2 separate regions of the Mus musculus genome follow, and region 1 is linked to region 2. Evidence: chromatin contacts called from ENCODE Hi-C or POLR2A ChIA-PET data. All regions are on one chromosome and are shown on one strand. Each heading gives the region's core, a stretch centred on a gene start or an enhancer-like site at or near the end of the contact. The rest is flanking DNA. Distances are from core to core; before and after follow the strand shown.

Evidence for each region. Hi-C counts contacts between places; a loop is a spot of excess contacts on that map. ChIA-PET counts read pairs that join two places held with the same protein, here RNA polymerase II (POLR2A).
Region 1: a map of Patski shows a loop between it and region 2 (4-fold over the local background). The contact joins the promoter of Lzts2 here to the promoter of Pax2 in region 2. A Hi-C loop is called at or near these places in 1 of 37 maps with a recorded cell type or tissue (Patski). POLR2A ChIA-PET finds 5 or more read pairs at or near these places in 1 of 5 experiments (Patski).

Annotation. Positions count from the first base shown.
Region 1 is chr19:45,016,741-45,019,440 of GRCm38, forward strand. It overlaps Lzts2 (leucine zipper, putative tumor suppressor 2), which reads left to right and starts at 1,395. Exons shown (of 5, transcript NM_001130526.1): 1 at 1,395-1,490.
Region 2 is chr19:44,755,649-44,758,348 of GRCm38, forward strand. It overlaps Pax2 (paired box 2), which reads left to right and starts at 1,258. Exons shown (of 10, transcript NM_001368747.1): 1 at 1,258-1,788. The coding sequence starts at 1,746. RefSeq lists promoters at 1-1,720, 1-1,720, 446-1,720.

The sequences.
Region 1 (2,700 bases), core at 145-2,644, 260 kb after region 2:
GATCGGGGAAGGGAGGATGGCCTTGCCAGAACATGTGAGGTCGGCTGACCTGAGCAGGTCACAGAGACCCCTCAGGGAAAGTGGGTAGTTTGTGAATATGATGTAAGAAGTTTCCAGAGTGGCTGAATCCGGCTGTCATTGCGTGGAAGAGGGTTGGGAGGCTGAGTGTATTTAAAGAATGTGACTGGATGCAAAGGACTGTTGTGCACTCTCCCGTGCACGAAACACCAAGCCTTCTGTGAGTTGGCCTGAAGGATTATGGAATGAAGATCTATGGAGCCACGTGATGGATGAGACTGACTGTGGCTGCCCGAGACTGAATGTGGGAAAGGTCGTGTGGGTGTTAAGACTGTTGTTTTCGAGAGGGTAAAAATATTTGTGACCCCAAGAGAGACTTTGGGATGTCTGCTGCGGAGCCAGTGTAGGTTTGAGCTGTTCGTTCTTGAGATTATTGGGGGTCAGGTATCCCTCCCACCCCCTTTGAGCAGCGACCCTTCTCATAGCAAATGACCCCCGAGGTTCGGCTAGGGAGGCTGGAGCCATGCCAGGGACAAGCCTGGGCTCGCGGCCCGAGGGTGCTGTGCTGGAAAGGGAGTGGGATTGGTGGGGGTCTTGGGGGGGGGGGGCTGGTAAGTTGCTGGAAAGGGCCACCAGGTGGCGCCGATTTGGAAAATCCAAGCGTGTGACCTCCAGCCTGCTGGGGGTGGGACAGACAGCGACCGAGCCAGTCCCTCAACTTGTGCCCAGGAGCCGGCAACTGGAGAGGGATGGCTGACCCCCTCGGCCTCCCCATGGACCGGGAAGCTGGAGACTGAGGAGGGAAGCTTCTCCTAGAGGAGCGGAGGGGGAGGGGCGGGGCTGGCGCCGCGCCTTGGCTCTTTGTGCTGGAACAATGACCAGCTGCCGCTGGCCCTTGGGCTCCGGCAGGGATAGGCGATGGTGACCCGGCTCGATGAGTCTCGAGCCGGCCGAGCCTCCTAACACACACACACACACACACACACACACACACACACACACACACACACAGAGTCGCTAGGCCACTCTGGGAGGAATCCCGAGCGCTACCGAGCACACACACACACCACACTTAACACACACACACACACACACACACACACACACACACACACACACACACACACACACACACACACAACACACACACACACACACAGTTGCTAGGCCACTCTGGGAGGAATCCCGAGCGCCGCCGAGCAGCCCCCGCGTGCGCCCTGGCTGGCACGCGTGACGTGGGTTACTTGCGCGTGTCCGCTCCCCGGGGCGGGAACGCCCCTCGGACCCCTCCCCCCATCAGTGCGCACCGCCCACTCGGGCCGGGCGGGGGCCGGTCAGGGCCGGGGGCGCCGGCTGGGCGGAGGCGGGGCCGAGCCGGGCAGCTCCGAGTGGCCGCGCGCGGGCTGGAGCGGGCGGCGCGCCTGTGGAGTGCTGGGGCGGCCCGGGGCTGAGCATGGAGCAGCGCGGCGGAGGTGAGGGGTCCAGGGCTGAGGGTGCCCCAACTTCTAAGCGATGCGGTCCGGTGGGGAGGTGGCATTCCATAGACGCCCCCAGTTTATGGAAGGAGCGGACTATTGTGGGTGGCGGGGGGGGGGGTGGGGGGACACGACGACTCTGGGCTTTCAGTCTCGGAATGGCAACTCGTGATCCCAGACTGGATCCTGCTTGACTGGTCTCTGGAGTTTGAGTGTGTGTGTTTGGGGGGACTTTCCCCAACTCTCCAACCCCAGCCCTGAGGTCAGAGAGTTGGGACGTGGGCCAGACTCATCTCAGGCCCTGGCGCGGCCCCAGACTCTAGAACCCCCAGCTTACTTGCTGGGGTGGGGGCGCAGGGGTCTGTGTACCATAGTGATAGGTCAGGGAGTGCTGGGGAGAACCAGGGCTTTCTTTTTCCCACAGCTACAAACGCATTTCTCAAAATGGAGCCGCTTGCCCCTCCTTCTCTCTTGGGCCTCAAAAGCGGGAGCCAGGCTGGCTAGGCCTGGCTTTCCTGACGCCTGGCCCTCAGAGCTCAGCTCTGTGGCTCCTCTGGCTTTAGGGGTCCTTGCCTGTGTAGCTTCAGCGACCCTAACTCATGGGTCTGCCTCTGGCTCCTCGTGTCTGAGCCTCTTGGCCTTTGTCTCTTCTGTCTTCTGGCTCCTGTCTCTCTGAGTGTCTACCCCGGCCCTTGCCCTTCCTTCTGGGTCTCACTTTCTGTGTCCTCTGGAGTAGGGACAGGAGTGCCAGCCCCTTCTCACTCCTCACTATACTGTGGAGCAGTCTCCATCCCTAGGCTGGACCTTTTGGGGGCGATCTCAGTACCTACCCTACAGAGAAGTTGCTACACTTCAGTTCCTACCCTAGCTCTTAGCAACTCCTTCCTCACGCTGGACTCCTGTGAGTCTCTGGTCTTAACACTTAGAGGCACTTAGTGGAGAACAATATACAAAGATAAGATGGGGCAAGGGCGTCAGGCACTGTGATCTCACCTTTCCTCAAACTCTTAAGTTAAAAAAAAGTTTTAGGGAGGAGGAGTCCCCATTCACATTGGTGGCTTTGAATGTCACCCAGGTCCTCATGCACTCCCAGAACGCTCACTTATACAGATTGGTCCTGGGGAGCTTTCACACACTTTTCTTGTGTACAGTAGGAATCCATGTAACTGTCCCAGGAGAACTGCAGGCGTCCTGTAGAGATTTGTGT
Region 2 (2,700 bases), core at 8-2,507:
CGGCTCTGGTAGGAGCCGGGCCAGGCCGGCGTGCTGCGCCAGCTGCGCTCGCTCGGGATCTGCAGAGCTGGCGGCGGGCGGCGCTCAGTCGCGTTCATAGCCTCCTCTTCTCCCCAGCCGGGGAAAGAGAACGCCTTGGTCCCGCCTTGGGCTTCTGCATCCTCTGTCACTGCCGCGGACAAGCCGCTGCGCACCGTCTCCCGGCACAGTCCCTTCCCTAGCTACCCGAGGGTCCAGGTGCCAAGTTCCCTGGCTCTCCTACCATCCGTTGGGTCCCACCAAGGCAGGTGGGTTCTAGCCAGAGGCCTCTAGCTTGATTCCAAACCAGGCGTCTGGACTGCCCAGACTCCGGGGAGGGGGTGCGCGCCACCGCGTGTGGGACGGGAGGGGACAAACTGCTGGGCACTTTGCCCCGGAATGAGAATCATGCGTGCGTGGATGGGAAGGTACCACAGGAGGAAAAGGCGAAAGGGAAGGACCAGAGGGAAAGGGAGAGAGGAAGGAAGACACAGGGAGAAACGGAAAGGAACTCAGCGCAAGGGTAGCCGAGTTAGGACAGGGGCTGCGGACTCGCGGGCGTCTGGGATTTGCGGGCATTGGCCGGTGGATGGCAGGGCTGGGCGAGTTAGGACTGAGAGCCTGGCTTCGGAGTGCCGCGCGCTCGGAGGCCCTCTGTGGTTGCCTGAATATTCATTAGGCTGGCCGCTCTTTATCCTTATCTAACGTTTATCTTCTCGGCGAGTTTCGTTTCTCAGTGTAGTTTTAATCCGGGGCTCCCATTCCTCCTCCCCCTGGCCCGCTCCTCACCCTCCCTCTTCCTTCACCCGCTGCTCCCTCCCGTTTCCCCCCCCTCCCGGGCCCTCCCCTCGCCAGCACCGGAGTGACAGGCGCGGGGCCCTCCTTGCCGAAGCTCGGGGCTCCGGCGCTGGCGAATCACAGAGTGGTGGAATCTATTGCCTTTGTCTGACAAGTCATCCATCTCCCGGCGCGGGGAGGAGGAGGGGGTCTGGAGGGGGCTTTGCAGCTTTTAGAGAGACACACACCGGGAGCCCAGGCTCCAGTCTCCGGCCGAGTCTTCTTGCAGCCGCAACCCACCTGGGGCCAGCCCAGCGCTGCGGGCGCCGCTCGGCTCCTAGGCTGCCTCCCTCCCTCCTGGCCCTTCGGTCGCCGCGGCGTGCGCCTGCCTTTTCCGGGGGCGGGGGCCGGCTCGCACGCTCCCCTCCCGCGGGCGCCCGCTTGGACATCCCGGGGATTGCTACTTCTCTGCCAACTTCGCCAACTCGCCGGCACTTGGAGCGGCCCGGCTCCCCTCCTGGCGCCCTCGGGCCGCCCCCGCCCTGAGCTCTCTTGGTTCAGAGCCTCTCGGACAACCGGGTTCCAGGGGAGCTGAGTGAGCCGTCTTCCCTACCCGGCCTCAGCTCTGGCCGCAGCTGGCGCGCGAGCCATGCGCCCCAAGTGCCCCTTGGTCCAGCCAGTCGCCCCGGGGCTGCGTTGCTGACTGCCCAGCCGCGTGCCCCAACGGTGGCAAGTTGCAGCCTCTGCGGTCGCAAACCCCAGCGGGCCCGGAGGAGTCCCGGCGTGGAGCGCGGCGCGGCGTCCCCCGCCCTCGCTTGCCCCCCAGCAGTCGGGCGCCCGCTCACTCTCCCTCCCCCACCGTCCCTTCCTTTTCTCCTCAAGTCCTGAAGTTGAGTTTGAGAGGCGACACGGCGGCGGCGGCCGCGTTGCTCCCGCTCCTCTGCCTCCCGATGGATATGCACTGCAAAGCAGACCCCTTCTCCGCGATGCACCGTGAGTACCGGCGCCCGGCTCCTGTCTCGGTTCCAACCCCATGTAGCCCCAGCGCGGTCCGGCCCCCTGCGCTCAGGTCTCACCCTAGAGGCCACACTGGCCTTTCCCTGCTCCCTCCTTTCGTCCTTTCTCTTACCTAGTGTTTCTCACGCCTTCAGCCACCGTTCTGCTTTTTGCCACGCCATACTCACGGTTCTGCCTGCCTTTCTACCTTCACTAGTGTCTCACCTCCCTCGGCTCCTTCCACCTGCTCCTCCTTACCTCTCGGGATCCATAACCCTGGGCCCAGGTTCCAGCCACCCACCCCCTAGTCAGTCTTTGCCCTGGACTAAAGGACTAATTGGCAGTAGTTTTCAGGCTGTTCTCTCTCTCTCTCTCTCTCTCTCTCTCTCTCTCTCTCTCTCTCTCTCTCTCTCTCTCTCTCTCCTCCCTCATCTTTACCTTCCTCAAACTTAGAGTTGTGGGTAATCGTGAGGAGGCTCCTAGTTTGGGCAGCCTTGGTGTCAGGACAATTATGCCTAAGATCCTGGGGGTGTGACCCCCTTCTGAGCCTAAGCTCTCGGCGCCTCTTGTTCCCTTCGGCTTAGTTAAGGCTTCCTGGGGGGCTGCTTTGCTACGTCCCACCCTTTCTCCCACCCTCACCTCTTCCCCCCCCCCTTCCCTTCCCTTTTAGCTAGGAACAGGAGAGTGGCCGGTCACTTTTTTTTTTTTTTTTAACTTTGCCTAGGGAAGTGATCATTCTAAAAAAAAAACAATGAAGGATTTTGAGAAGAAATCAAAGTCAGGGAGAGAGGTAGAGCCATCCAGGCCAGCACCTGGATGCTGTACACTCGAGAGACTTCCTTGCCTGTCTCCACTCACTGTTGAGGACCATTCAGCCAGCGCCCTGGCCAGGGGGTCAGCAAGAATGGA